2 separate regions of the Mus musculus genome follow, and region 1 is linked to region 2. The links are chromatin loops, found by intact Hi-C in ENCODE. Cell type or tissue: gastrocnemius. All regions are shown on one strand. Each heading gives the region's core, and the rest is flanking DNA. Links, peaks and the distances in the headings are about the cores only.

Region 1 (7,441 bases), core at 966-5,965, 98 kb after region 2:
TAACACCACCCACCGTCGGTGTGATGGTTTGTATGTGCTTGGCCCAGGGAGCAGCACTATTAGGAGGTATGGCCTTGTTGGAGCAGGTGTGTCACTGTGCGTGTGGGCTTAAGACCCCCACCCTAGCTGCCTGGAAGTCAGTATTCTGCAAGCAGTCTTCAGATGAAGATGTAGAACTCTCAACTCCTTCTGATTCATGCCTGCCTGGATGTTGCCATGCTCCTGCCTTGATAATGGACTGAACCTCTGAACCTGTAAGCCAACCCCAATTAAATGTTGTCCTGTTGCCTTGGTCATGGTGTCTATTCACAGCAGTAAAACCCTAACTATGACAACGGGCTAGGCATCAATTAGCAACCAAGAAAATGTCTCAGAGACATGTCCATAGGCCAGTCTGGGGGCAACCGTACCTTAACTGAGGTTCTGTCTTTCCAGGTGTCCTTAATTTGTGTCAAGCTGACAAAAAGACCAATGGGTACAGTCTTATACTGAGAAAGGAACACAGCTTCGTAAGTTATATTTGGGAATGACTGTTTGGGGATTTTAGACTAACACGTAGCAGCTAGACTTTCAGTTGATTTAGTGTATTCTTCTACACCCGAGCCTGGAAGCATCTTTATCAGATTTATTGTACCAGCCGTATAAGACAGAGACAGATAATGAAGACCAGGAAAACAGCAAGGTCTACTCAGAATCGCAGTTTTCATAAGAATGTGATACTTAGGACTGGGCACACATCATGGAGGCTACCTTTACAGTGTGAGGTCTCTTCTCCCTACAAGCTAATCAGAGTGAGATAAAAGGACATCACAGCTACAGTGACACCCAGAAACTAAAGCCACACTATGACAAGTTCTTCTGAATAGTTTAGTAGTGTGGCTGGGGTACTCATCCACAGAGTCTGGCATCCCATTGACCCAAGCTTATAACCCAACCAGCTAATGAAGGCTTCCTTCCCTGTATACACCACCCTTAAAATACAAAGACTATGTATTCCTCCATCTCTGATTTTCATGCAGAATTTATGAAATCTGTTTTTCTTAATCAAACATAACCAATGTTTCCTCCCTATATTTTCAAGCCCCACCCCCAAGTTCCCACCCCACTCCCCAAGTTCCCACCTACCCTCTCAAATGTCTGACCTGGAATTGGACTGGATCAGCCACGCTCCTGGGCCTCTGCACCTGCTTCCCATGATCTTCAGTGCTTCTCCAGGAAATTCCCCTCCCTCTTGGCCCAGACCCCTTGTGCTCTCTGGGTGCTGCATGGTCAGAGCCTCTGAGCGACATGATATTCTGATGCTGAAAGCCCTGACACACAGTACCTGCAACAATAGTGGCCAAGGGCCTTGTGTGATGGCATAACCCAGCTCCTACTGAGCAGGGCTAGGTCTGACGTAAGCCTATCTTGGCAGCAAACGTGGGAAGCATTTCACTGAGAACAGGATCGGTCTTCAAGGGTAGAAGGCAGGGAGCACTCTGGAAGAGAACCATCAAGATAGAATTCTTCATGCGAGGTGCCACAGAAGAGATGGGGAGGAATGGCCCATGGCAGAAAGACTGCAGAACATGCCAGTCTTTTCTTACTATAGTAAGGTTCCCATGGGAGGGACGACAGCAGGACTGGTCCTGCAAAGCTCTGAGAACCTTTGCTACATCGTGATTAGATGTCATACTGGGTAAGCTCAGCTGCATCTTGCCTCTGTTTCTAGTTCTCCTGTAGTTTGAAAACAAAACAAACAGCAGACATTTGCACACGAGTGCATGTGTGTTATGGTGAGCCTGTGAGAGTCAAAGTATAACTCTCTGTGCCGAGGGATACCAAGAAAAAGTGTTCTGCTCTTTCATGAGCCAGCTTAGGGATCATCTAAAGTTTATTGACCATGTATGGCAAGAATGGCAGAGGCAAGAGCAACAACAAATTTGTTGAAGGAGCAAGGAAACAAGATTAATCATTAGTTTTTAGAAAGCAATACTGCATGGTGTGTGTGTGTGTTCATCTTTGTTTTGGGGAAATCAAATTTCTCACATCTGTCCAATATATGTCTTAAGTTATTTATGTAAACATTCCGACCCTGGGCACTTTAAGATAGTTTAATTTGCTTTTATTTTAACAGTAGCAGTAAGACAGGCATAGATGAATCTGTTCTTTGGTGCCTCAAAAACCTGGCTGGACACTCTTCATCGCCAAGACATACAACCAGGGAAATTAAAAAACACACTTGCAGTTACTGAACTACAGGTGACCAATGACACTCACCCACACTTAATTTTTTATACAGTTAGACAGCACTGTTCATTTACTTCTCCTTCCCAGAGTCTTGTAAACTCAGGGTTTTGACCACTTGGCTTCCTTTTATCAAAGCGATGTCAGCGTGTTATAGCCTACAAGATGACTACCTTCCCAGCCTATGTCGTCTCTAAATATATTATAACCAAATTTTCTTCCTCCTCCTCTTCTCCTGCTCTACCCTCTAAGTAGGGGAAGGAGTTTTCACAAAGGACAGGGGTGGTTAGTGGGCATCTAAAGATGGGAACTAGGGGCGCTGGCCCTAATAATTCACTCAATTGCACTTCGGTCCAGTGTTAACTCAGATTTAGAAACACTATTATTCGGTCCGTCAAGAAAACGATGTCAGCTGAGGTCTCTCAGTCATTAAGGGCTGAAAGGAAATTGTATTCAGGTCTTCTGAAGTCCACTATGTGTGGGCTGGAGAATCCTGGGGAGGAGAATGGTACTTGGTGGCTCTTATTTAAGTAGCTATTCCACAAATACATCATCTGCTCTCTGCGTCTCGGACGCTATTTAAAGCGCTGGGGATTCCGTGATGGAGGGTGCAGGGGAGGGGAATCTGTTGTTATGGAGTTTTCATTCTCGGAATTTAAGTACTTAGCTTCATAATTTTCATACCCCCCCAACCTGGGTAGAAACAGCTGGGTCCCATAAGAGACTGTATCTCACCCTGAGCTTTCTGGAGGGAGGGAAAATTGTTTTTTGTTTTTTTTTTTTTTTTTTTTTTTTTTTTTTTTTTTTTTTTGCTGCAGAAGGGAGAAGCAGATCGGTCGCGCCTCCCTCCGCCTTCCTCTGCACCTCCAAGCCTGGTGCTGCCAGCTCGCCTGGGATTATTAACAATCGCTACCCAGTCCTGTGGGCCGCTGGAGGATGGACCTGGCTCTCCCATGGTCCTCCAAGGAAGGAATGCGGAGAGCGGGTGAAAAGCCCCCCCCCCCCCCCCAGGCAGACGGTCTCTCTCCGGCTTGGGGGTGGGGGTCGTGCAGCAAACTGCTTTCTCATGCTGTCCTATTAAACATTGCAGCCACATGCTCTTTGCAGCTTCTCTGAGGCTACTGCAGCATCCCTGCCCCGCCCGTCAGCCCATACAACAGAGCTTCACTGCAGCTTCGGAACCCTGTTCTCTTTCTTCCTCACTTCCTCGTTGCCATGGAGACACACGTCATTTACGTGCCGTGCGTCGCCTTGGAAACGGGGGAGCATCCGCGGCGCCGCCGGGAGACCCGCCCCTGCCTCTCCAGCCGCACTCGCGGGCACTGCTGGTGGATGGCTGGGGGGAGTCCCGAGACTGACGCGCTGCGGGTCCCCGTCTCGACCCCGAGCCCTCTGCGAGCGCCTCTGTGACCTGTGAGCACTCTTTGTCGGTGATTGCCGGGAGGGCGGCGGGGACATAGGTACCACACTGGAGGCGAGCGGGCAAGCCACTTTTGCCCCCTGGGTAAGCCCGAAGATCCTGGTCCCGGGACCCTAGACAGGTCTTCGATCCATAGACTCTTCTCAGCCCTCCTTGATCCCGCCCGTGTCCTCTGCCTGGGGCCGCTCTCTTCACGTAGGCTCCCCGCCCCTCTAGGGAGCCTAGGTGTCCCTGGGCTCCACCCCGTCCCTCCCGGGACCTCTCCCCCTCCACACCCTTCCCCCACCCTGGAGGCCCGCTGGACACGACCCAGAGCTGCCACCGCCCGCTTCTGCCACTCAATGGAGGACAGTCTGCTGGAGATCATGACCAAGGACGGCGGCGACATGCCAGCGCCTCTGGAGGTGTCCACGGTGCCCGCCGTGGGGGACGTGATCTCTGGGGAGTATAACGGCGGTATGAAGGAACTGATGGAGCACCTGAAGGCCCAGCTGCAGGCCCTGTTTGAGGACGTGAGGGCCATGCGAGGGGCACTGGACGAGCAGGCCTCGCACATCCAGGTTCTGTCGGACGACGTGTGCGCCAACCAGCGGGCTATAGTCTCCATGTGCCAGATTATGACCACTGCGCCCCGCCAGGGAGGCTTGGGCGTGGCCGGCGGCAAGGGGAGCTTCCCAAGTGTTCCCCATGAACCAGAGACACCTTCGCCTGGGATCGAGGACAGCGGCTTGCTGGGTCGTGATCCTGATGAAGACGAGGACGAAGAGGAGAAAGAGACACCTAACCCCGCCACACCCACCAGTCACTGCGAGCTCTCTGAGAGCCCCGGTCTCCTTGGGGAGGATGGGCCACTTGTGGAGCCCCCCGACCTTCCTGACATTACCCTGCTGCAGCTGGAGGGCGAGGCCTCTCTGTGAGGGAGACCCCACCAGGGAACCAACTACCCGCGCTGGCTTTGGGTTTCCAAGTGCTTAACCCGAGGGGACTGAACAGTGCGGTGCAGTGTTCTTCACTTCAAACGTGGTCCTTATAGGTCAGGGAGAGAGACTCCCTCACAGAAGGATTTGTAGAGTCAAGGACTTTGGAAGCATCGCGAATTCCACCCAAGCAGGCATCATAGCAAACTGCAGAAAGGTGAGGTTCCCAGAAAGGACGTGCCCATCTCTGGACTCTCATCTATCCCTTTACCTTGCCCCCTTCCCCTCTTCCTAGGAAACAGGAGGACCATTGAATTATGTAAATAAAATTCTGCTTTTTCTATTCTGAAAAAGGAGTCATCTAGGACTTTGGCAAATAATCTCTATTTACCTAGAAATTAAGGAGTTGGGGTATTCTGTTCTGGCAACAGGAAATTTACCCTTTTCCCCAAACCCAAGATATTCAGTGCTCTGCGGAAACCTCTCCCCCTTACAGATCGCTCTGCAACTGCTGATGGGTAAAGGAAGCTTGAGGAGGGAACTGCGGCCCTAGGAGTCAGGGTACTCGGGTTCCCAGGGCCCCTAGGCTGGGAGGAGCTGGCTCTGATGTGCATGAAGACACAAGAGCTCAAGCTCTGGCACTGAGCATGCAGAGCCGAGCCTGCCCCGTCGCTGACTTCACCTGGGATTGCTTGGCCACTCACCTGGGCCTAGAGAACAAAGTGCTCAGGTCGCAGGCAGAGACTTAGGACTGCTCAGCAACTGTCCAGATTTAAGGGGACATCTGAGGAACTCTTGGGGGAGGGGGCGCTGCAGCCCCAAGCTGTCTTTTCTGGCTATACCTGCTTAACTTCAGTTCCTTTTATTATTTTTTTTTTCCTGTCAATATGTCGGTACCCTCTGCTTTCTGGTGTTGCCTCCATAATGTCTTGTGTTATGTGTGTCCACTTGTGTAGTAGTGTGTGAGCCCTCAGGGGCAGGGCTTGTGGCTCTAGTATTAGGTTCAGGGGGCTTCAGACCCGTCTGCAAGCCCCAGGCTATCATGGCGCTTTCTGCTCTTTTCCCTTTTATGCCCCACTCCTCAACCCAGGGCACGGAGCATGTGGCTGTCCTGAGTGTCCTTAACTGATGTGCTCCTACCTTCCGAAGTGGTGACTGTGTGTGCCCCTTCCCTCCTCTGTGTATCCTTTCTTAGTGCTTTGCTTGATGTCAACCTTAATAAAAAGGCACCATCTCCCCTCTTGCTGACTGGTACTAAGTGGGTTTAAGGCTGGGGCTTCTGGGTCTGCTGTGTGGATCAGGGCTTAGGAGAAAATGTAGGGGACCAATGCCTTCCCTCCTCTCTTCTTGCCTCCAGTCCCAAAGAGTTAACTGACTTTGTCCTGGTTGGGACAAGCTTGCCAGCTCTGTCTGCTTTCCCTTCTGCCCTGGACCTTGATCCAATGTGGACCTGGAAAATGCAGAGATCTGCCTGGAAATACCCGGCCCGGCTAACAAGGGTTTTGGTAGCCAGCACTCCACACCTGCAAGAGATTTCAGTGAAGCAAGCCATGGGGGTGACTTCTGAGTGAGAGCCCTGGTACAGCAGGCATGCCACCTGTTCTAGGGATGGAGTGGGAGTCACTGTTCTGGAGGGGTTGCCCGGGGTTTCTGGAGTGGAGTGACACATCACTAAGGAAACCACAGGCACTGCCTCAGGCCTCTAGTGGAAGATGTGGGCAAGGTACTCCCCGGGGAGTCAACACTGACATCATCTCGAGGCTGCTCCCTCGGGAGATGGAGATTTCCTGAGGCTGCCCCAGAACAAAGGTTGAGAGCCGACTATGATGTGTGTGTGTGTGTGTGTGTGTGTGTGTGTGTGTGTGTGTGTGTGTGTGAGTGAGAGAGAGAGATGTAAATTACTTCTGTTACAGAGAAGGCTAAAGGACACTGAAGGGTTTGATGCAGGTTTGAGTTTTTAATTCCAACACTGAGTTGACTGCCTAAGACTTGCTCTTCACAATGCATATGCTAGGAATAAAACTATGACTCCTAGGACATCTTGTGCAAATGTTAGCTTCTCGGTGGTTCTCCTGGCCAGGTAGAGTGGGGATGACTCCTCCAGCGAAGCAGAACCCAGGGAAGGTCTAGAGACAACTCCCCACCCCGGGTTTTAAATGCTTATTACTGATGTACCTGTGCATTTGTGCCTCTGTGTACGCACGTGCACAAACGGTGCCCACAGAAAAGCCAGGAGAGAACTGTTTGGGACGACACCAGAGGAAGCCTTGAGGTATACAGTCCTTGGGTGACAAACTGGGATTCAGGCAGGTGGGAGCTGATGGACATGGTGTTGAGGACACTCAAGTCCCCCGGGAGAGTGGCACATGTTTATAATCAAGACGTTTCTCCAGCTTTTATTTTGCAGGTCAACTTTGTGCCATCCCTCCTTTTTCCCTCTTGTTCTTCTTTAGACGGGGTCTCACCACATAGTCTGGATAGCCTGGAGCTTACTATGTAGAACAGACTGGCCTCTGACACACAGAGATCCATCTGCTTTTGCCTCTTGAGTAAACTCCTTTAATGTAATCTTTTCCTACATAAAGAACCCTTACCCTTGAGGACAGAATTAAGGAAAAGGGCATGGTTAGCGTCTTAAGATAGCATGGACCTTTTCATTTTAAGAAGTAGAGACAAGCCATAAAGGCTGTGGACTAACCCTGTATTCATACATAATATGCCTGAGAAAGCTGTGAGGTGTGCAGTCCTTGGGTAATGAATGCTGGGCCCCCAGGGGAGCAGCTAGAGCATCCAGCTGAGGATGGGGACTTAGGCTTCTGCTACAGTTTCAACGTTCAGCATCCATTACCAAGGCGGTGATCAGTTACTGAGCTCCACC
Region 2 (7,441 bases), core at 1,522-6,521:
GCTGGGCTGAGTGAGCTTTGACTCTTCTCAGGAAGTTAAAACATTTAGCCTAGCATGGTAGAGGATCCTGTAATCCCAGCTCTCTGGGGAGGACTGGCACGAGTTCAAGGCCAGCCTACCACATAGCAAGTGCCAAGCAGGCAGGGCACATACATAGTAAGAGCCCTTTAGAAATAAATCAAATAGTATAGCAAGTCATGGGTGCGTAGGAGAAAGGAGCATCCTTTAAAGAGCAAGAGAGGGGGAGAGGGAAGAGAAAGGAGGGAAGAGAGGAACGAATCTGACCTGGGCTTGGTGTTAGCACGGCTTAGCTACCTGGATCACATGTATTCAATTAAAATCTATTATGTACTGAGTTATATGTACTACAGTTTTGCCTACAACAGATCCAATGAAGAGTTACCTGGCTGTTAGTATTATTTACCTTCGGACTGTGTATTTGATGCTGGTAAGCTATTTGGCTGATGAGGTGCAGCGAGGTGATGGTGAGGATCAGAGTCTTTGGATCCAAAGGCAACATCTGGGGTACCAGATGACAGGGAATGTGCACTGTGGGACAACTGCTCCTGTGCAGTTAAAATGCTGGCAGATCCAGAGGATGACGTATCAGAACCAATGACATGAGATGCACAAGAGTTTCCGTTTCTCAACAGCGAGTCTTTCAAAGAGTTCTTATTGGAACTAAGACACCGAGACCTAGTAAAAGAAGAGTGCAGTTTCAATATCAAGTAGCAAACTGTACAGTTACGTTCATACGAAAGATGCGTTCGTGACTCACAGGCGTAACGGAAAATGTGTGGTGGGTTTCGCTACACAGAACTGCTTCCCTGTGACCATCTGCAGCAGCTGTCTGTAGATCTCCTTCTCTTCTTCTTGAACTGTCTGTAAGGGAGAGAGAGAAAAGATCTTAAACACACTTCTCAAATCGGCATGTAGATCTCAGATTTTCTGCCAAAGCTCTAGCAGTCCTGAAGATAGGGAAATATCATGCATTAATGACTGTGCGTGGGAGATGACAAGCAGACTCAGCTTTCAGAGATAGCATGCTGTGGAAAACCACGGTGGGCTAACAGTGCTGAGAAGGTATTGACTAGGAAACCAGAAAGTCAGAAGCAATTATTTAATCACTCAGATGATAAGGAGTACAAAAATAAGACTTGTAAATTAGAATGCTGAATAACCCCTTGAGTGCTGATGCTGATTACAAAGGTCCTGAGGAGAGAAGCATACAGCCAACTGCCATCAGAGGTATCCTGCAAACAGCTCCTTATTCTACACAGGTGCAAGGACTCTTTAAAGATGGCTTCTATCTCCACCATTCACTTATTTTTCTCTAAGTCTCAATTTAGTATTTAAAAAAAAAAAGCATATAATCTGTAGAATTTACTCACTGAACTGAACATCTACTGTGCTCTAGTCATTTGAGACTCACAAACTGAATAAAATAAATTGCCAGCTTTTGTGAAGTTTATATTATAGTTATTACAAAGACTGTCAATCAAAAACTTGTTCATGGCATGAAGAAACTTAAAGGACAAGGGGGATAAAAGTGATGGAGGCAAAGAGCAAGAAGAGGCACAATCTCTCTAAGATGACCTTTCAGCAGAAACCTCAACTAAGGGAGGAAGCAGATGGGGAGTAGAAGGCTGTGTATACACAAACACCGAGCCTAAGACAGGAAGGTGCTTGGTGCACTCAGGAGTCTTAACATCAAGGACGAGCAGAAAAAAGGAGGTCACAGGGAGGGAGACAAGGCCTCCTGCAAGTGCAAGCATCCACTCTACACACAGCCATGCTGGGCTCACCAACAGACACGGCTTCTTTGCTTTTCTCAGCCACTCATTTTCACAAAATGCATTAGAGGACATATTCAATAGAAGCACTACCATTTTGTGTGATTGTAAAGGCTTAGTAAAAGCAGAATGAACTAAGTAACCAATTCTGAAAGTAAGCAGGCACTAATGTTTCCCTTCCCGAGCCTTTCACTGTTGCTGCACTGTCATAGACATTTCAATTGTGAAGTATGACCACTCCAATCTCCTGACAGTTGACAGCTAAACGATTAAAACAAAAGGAAAAACTAAGCAAGCGTTTGGTGGACAGAGGTCCCAAGGGGTCGGGATCCTGTAGAATAAAGTTCTGGAGCGGCAGGATTTAATTACTGGCCAGAGAGTAGGACTCAAGTCTTATCTCTGACCCCCGACAGTAGGAAAATGTTAAATGTCTTTGTTTTCTGTAAATTACTCTTTTCCTGTACCCTTGCTTCTTTCTTCCTTTTTTCTTTCCTAGACTCCTTTGTTTTAACTCTTCAGTTTTTCTCATGTTTACCTTTACTAACTTTTAAGTTCCCAGTGTATTCTACACTGCTGCTGCCTCCCTCCCTCCCTCCCTCCCTCCCTCCCTCCCTATGTCCGTGGCCTAGTGACTGTCCTTCACTGTTTCTTGTCTTTGTTTTGCTTCTGTGTCGCTGCTGTCTTGGCAGCTTGATTTTTCCCTTCTGGGTGATATGAGGATGAGCCTCCAAGAAAAGGCTGCTCCTCCCAAATAAAACCATAAAGAGATCCGTTCTAGGCTGAGAGCAGACAGAGCCGAGGATGGGCTCTGGCTCCCCAGGACCAGCTAAACGCCATTGGGGAATAGACGGCAGCCTGCCTAGAACTCCAGTGTTCACAAGGTGGAGATGGAATTCCTGGAGCAATCTAGCTAGGCAGACTGGGTGTGCGGGTGACTTGTGAGTTCACCTGGGAGATCCCACGTCAGGGAGTAAGGGCTGCCATGGAGACAGCACAGCCCCACAGCGACCTAAAGGAAAATCAGAATTGTTGTGCGCACGCAGAATGACTACAGTTGGATGTCACTGAAGAGAGGGAGAGAAAGAGAACACTATTTCCAGTGGGCAGTGGTGGTGCACACCTTCAGTCCTAGCTCAGGAGGCAGAGGCAGGTGGACCTCTGAGTTTGAGGGCAGCGTGGTTACAGAACAGCCAGGGCTATACAGAGAAACCTTGTCTCTAAAAACAAGACAAAATACACAAAAAGAAAAAAAAGAGCAAAATTTTCAAAACATGTATGCATTCCAATAAACTGGAAAAATCCAGAAGGAATGTATATATTTTTAGATATTTATATGACCTAACAAAATTGAATGCAGTACAACAATAACCTAGACAGATCAATAATGATACTGAAGCACTAATCAAAGTCTCCTGACATAGAAAACCAGGACCAGACATTGACCAAGAATCCTTCCAGACTTAAGAACCAATACCAATGCTCTTCAAACTATTCCACAAATAGGAAAGCAACCTTTCAAACTCATTCTATAGAGCCAGTACTACCCTGAGACAACTGGATAAGGACACAATAAGAAAATGATAAACCAAAATTTTTTTTCTATTTTGTTTTGTTTCTTGAGATAGGATTTCTCTGTGTGAAAGAGCCCTGGCTTTCCTGAACTTGCTTTGTAGATGAGCCTAATCTTGAACTCACTAAGATCCACCTACCTTTAGTGAAAATAAACCAAATCCTTTGATGAACATAGATGTAAAAATCCTAAATAAGTTCCAAAGAAAACTCAACACAATAGGAACAGTGTAGACCATGGTTTTACTCCAGTGATGCAAGGCTGACACACATGTCAGGGAACACAATCACTCACAAGCAGAAAGCAAGACGTAGTATCTCACTATCGTCCCCACAGCTGCAAACGCAAGTCTGACAGAGCTCAATGCCCTTCAAGTTCAAAGCCTTGAAGGTAAGATGCCGCATACCATAAAGCCTAGAGGTGATGCAGGTGTGGCTGCTGTGTCCCGTGTGTGTCAGTAGGTGGCAGATAGGACAGGGCCATGTCTGTGTTCAGGGTTCTGACCTGTGGACATCTGAATGATTAGACGCTTAATACTCCCTGAAAACACAGACCCTGGGACAGCCACCAAACTGGCACCAAGGGCCTGGACAGGAAGCAAGCCAGAGACTAGGAGAACACTGCCAGGGGCCACGGGCCCCAGGTGGGAATGAGCCTAGACAGATGGCCACTTGGGTGGGCCAGTAGAGGAATGAGCCAGAAATGACCACCACAGACTGATGTCAAGGAGTCCAGATAGGAAGCTAGCCTGTGATGAACACCAGTCTGCCACCCCCAGGCCTGGGGGGAGGACAGGACAGATCATGCTTAAGATGAGCCCTGCCCAGCACCATAATCACTCCTGAATCGACCCCCAGACACTCAGAGACCACAGATGCCACTAAGAGGAGCAAGTAAGGGCTGGAGAAATGGAAGAGACAGAGAAACAGAACGATATGGGCACAATGAAGAGAGGAAGAACTGGAGACTTGAGGGTAGTGAGAAACAGCTTGATGTGAGTAGCTGGTGATGCCACCTATGACCTATGATGGGTGGGTTCCTGGGCTGTGCTGACACTGGGGGACCTGTCTGGGTTGGTGGCCCTGCAGCAGCAGAGGTCTGTTACCACCAAAGGCTAGGCAGATGTCCCTGGTTTGGGCCACCATGGGGACATGTTGATGTCTGAGGGCTGTGCAAATCTTGTCCTGCTCCTCACCTGGGCACTGTAGGATAGCTGGCCCTAGAGACATGACAGCAGGAGAGCCGACTCCACCCATAGCCAGCTGCCTGTGTGGGTTGCAGGTGAGCCGGCTCCACAAGGGCCAGAGTGGGAGTCAGCCCTGCCTCTTGTCTGCTAGATAGTGGTGCAGAGGAGGGAGAGATGCCCTCCTTTCCTCCCTCACCATCTGTGGCAGAAGGTAAAGTTGGTTCCAGGATTTTGAGAGCGGGAGAACTGGCCATATCCTTCACTGGCTGCAGCACCTTGCCTTGGCAGCAGGCTCTGGTTGTGGGGGTCATAGGTGAGCTGTTCCTGGAGGCACGAGAGCATGAGAGCTGGTGGGCTGACCATCTCCGATACCTCTCAGGTCCAGATCCAGAGCTTTCAATTGGTCCAACCCCATCAACGAACTACTGCAGTGCTGATCCTACAGATCCAAAAACTGCAGGATCTCCATGGCAACAACAGGGGATCTGAGGAGTCCCAGTGAGTAGCAGAAGCCAGAGGCCTTGTACCAGATCAACATATCACTGCAATGAACATTTGCAAGCAAAGAAGTGTGGACAAAAGGGAATTCTGTGGATACAGTGTGATACACTGCAGCTCACAAGGAGATTTTTTTTTTCCTGTTGCAGAGGAGGTAGCAAGTGTAGAGGGCAGGTATGAGGGGATAGGGAGATGAGTGGGACCAGGATACATAATGTGATGTTCACAAAGAATCAATAAAAAGTAAAAAGTAAGAAAACAAAAAGAGTGTATAAATACCCTATAGTATTTATGGGATATGTTGAATGGGGGGAAAATGAAAGGTGTTTTTTCTAAACTCAGGAACAAAACAAGGGTTCTCACTCTTACTGATTTCTAGTAGAGCAGTAAGACAAGAAGAAGAAAAGAAAAAAAAGCATTACAGATAGGAAAAAAGGGGCTGTTGAGATGGTTCAGTGGTTAAGAGCACCGACTGCTCTTCCGAAGGTCCTGAGTTCAAATCTCAGCAAGCACATGGTGGCTCACAACCATCTGTAATGAGATCTGACACCCTCTTCTGGTGCATCTGAAGGCAGCTACAGTGTACTGACATATAATAATAAATAATAAATAAATCTTAAAAAAAAAAGAAAAACAAATAGGAAAGAAGGAAGTCACCAATTACCCCCACTTGCTGATGATAGGATCCTATACTTAAAAGACCATAAAGACTCCATTAACAGACTTTGAGGGTTGGTAAGTACTTTCAACAAAGTAGCAAGATACAAACTAAACACAGTTATTTCCCCCAACAGCTTCTCCCAGAGCCACCCAGGACATGACTCCTATGTCTGTCTGCTCCCCAGGCTCTTCCCTTGTTGATGCCTGGAAGGGTGTTGGCCTGCTTCCTTCTAAGAATTCACAGAGAAACAGCAGGAAGAGCCGGTGCTGTCAGGGATGGCTGATGACTCGGGGGGAAACCTGCCTGCGGTGGCGGTGGCGGTGGCGGTGTACCTGAGCATGGAGAGCATGGAGAAGTGATTCAGCTGCTGGGTGACCAGCACAGGATGTACTCCAGTTCCTCAGAGACTGGGCTAAGGAGGCTCCGCTGAAAGCGCTAGGATCTAAGTGGCTGCTCTCTCAAGTTTAACTGAGGATTTCCTTGCAATGAGTAGAATTTTCCTTCTGTCCCTGCTATAAGTTTATACACCCTCACAGCTTGTAAAATGTAACCATCTGGGGTCTGCTTTTATACTTTTGGTTGTAAGCCTGACCTTTAACGGCTGAGCCATCTCTCCGGCTTTTAATCTGGTAATTCTTTCATGCAATAAACTGAAAAGAGCTGACAACAAAAAGTAAAACCAAAACAGAACAAAATAAACAGGTTTGGGAAAAGGATTCTCTCCACAGCAGCTTCACACTCACAAATGGGTGCCTAGGGGAGGGCAAACGCAGAACAACACGGAGGGATAAATCTAACCAATCAGGCGAGACTTCTTCAGTGAGAACTATACAACACTAAAGAAAGGGAAGACACAGAAAACAGCAACAACTCCAATGTTCGTGGATCAGCAGAATTAATATTGTAAAATTAACTCTTACTGAAAGTGATCTATAAAGAAAATGAAAACGCCATCAAAATGCCACTGGCATTCTTCACAGACATAGAAAAAAAGAAAAAGACACCCAACACTAAACTGGGTATGGTGGCACATACCTACCATCCCAGCTCCTGGATATGGAGGCAAGAAAACCAGGAGTTCAAGGTCATCTTTGGCTATGCAGCCTGAGTTCCATGTTTCAAAAGCTTAAAGGAAAGGAGGCAAATGGACAAACCAACCGACTGACCTAAAATTCATATGTAAACATGAAAAAGACTAAATAGACAAAGTAGTATAAATTCTGTTGTAAAATTACACTAAAGCCATATGAACAAAACCAGCATGCTACTTCCAAAAAACCAGACACAGGCCAACAGAAGAGGCGATTCAGAAGTAACCCCACAGTTTTCAGCCATTCGATTCTCAGCAGAGGTGACCAAACAAAACCAAAACCAAAACAAAACATGCTAAAGAAAAGTCAGTTTTAACAAACAGTTCTGGAACAACCTAAGGTCCACATGTAGCAGAGTGAAACTCGGTCCCTACTTCTCACACCATACAAAATCAACCCAAAACTGATCGCACAATATGAAAGATTGACAATACCAGAGGAATTCTGAATTAAAAAACTGGGCTGGAAACATAGCCCAGTGGCTTGAGGCCCTGGACGTGACTCCCAGTACTGCAAAAACAGTATAATCCTCCAAAACAACTCAGAAAGAATGAATGATCCAATTATAAACCGGGCAAATGAACTGATGAGTTTTCAAAAGAACAATAATAAATACATAAAATGTTTAACCATCAGAGAAAT

The links. Hi-C counts contacts between places; a loop is a spot of excess contacts. Peaks named below come from ENCODE experiments on the same cell type or tissue, not always from the same donor. Only the 100,000 strongest peaks of a DNase experiment are listed, where the experiment ranks them.
Region 1: it touches region 2 in a loop (4-fold over the local background); 13 of 42 quality-filtered maps call a loop at or near these places.

The regions. Positions count from the first base shown.
Region 1 is chr15:98,164,329-98,171,769 of GRCm38, forward strand. Ccdc184 (coiled-coil domain containing 184) reads left to right here and starts at 3,478. Exons shown (of 1, transcript NM_177716.3): 1 at 3,478-5,806. The coding sequence starts at 3,988. The coding sequence ends at 4,563. It also overlaps a transcript of Asb8 not described here. In gastrocnemius, for the core only: no CTCF peak of the experiment used is centred there; DNase peaks (open chromatin) are centred at 3,473, 3,961, 4,241 and 5,212; H3K4me3 peaks cover 1,664 bases.
Region 2 is chr15:98,065,980-98,073,420 of GRCm38, forward strand. It overlaps Senp1 (SUMO1/sentrin specific peptidase 1), which reads right to left. Exons shown (of 18, transcript NM_144851.5): 7 at 779-882; 8 at 425-696. Gm25668 (a small nucleolar RNA gene) reads left to right here and starts at 3,775; the gene lies at 3,775-3,901. In gastrocnemius, for the core only: a CTCF peak has its summit at 3,801; a DNase peak (open chromatin) is centred at 4,005.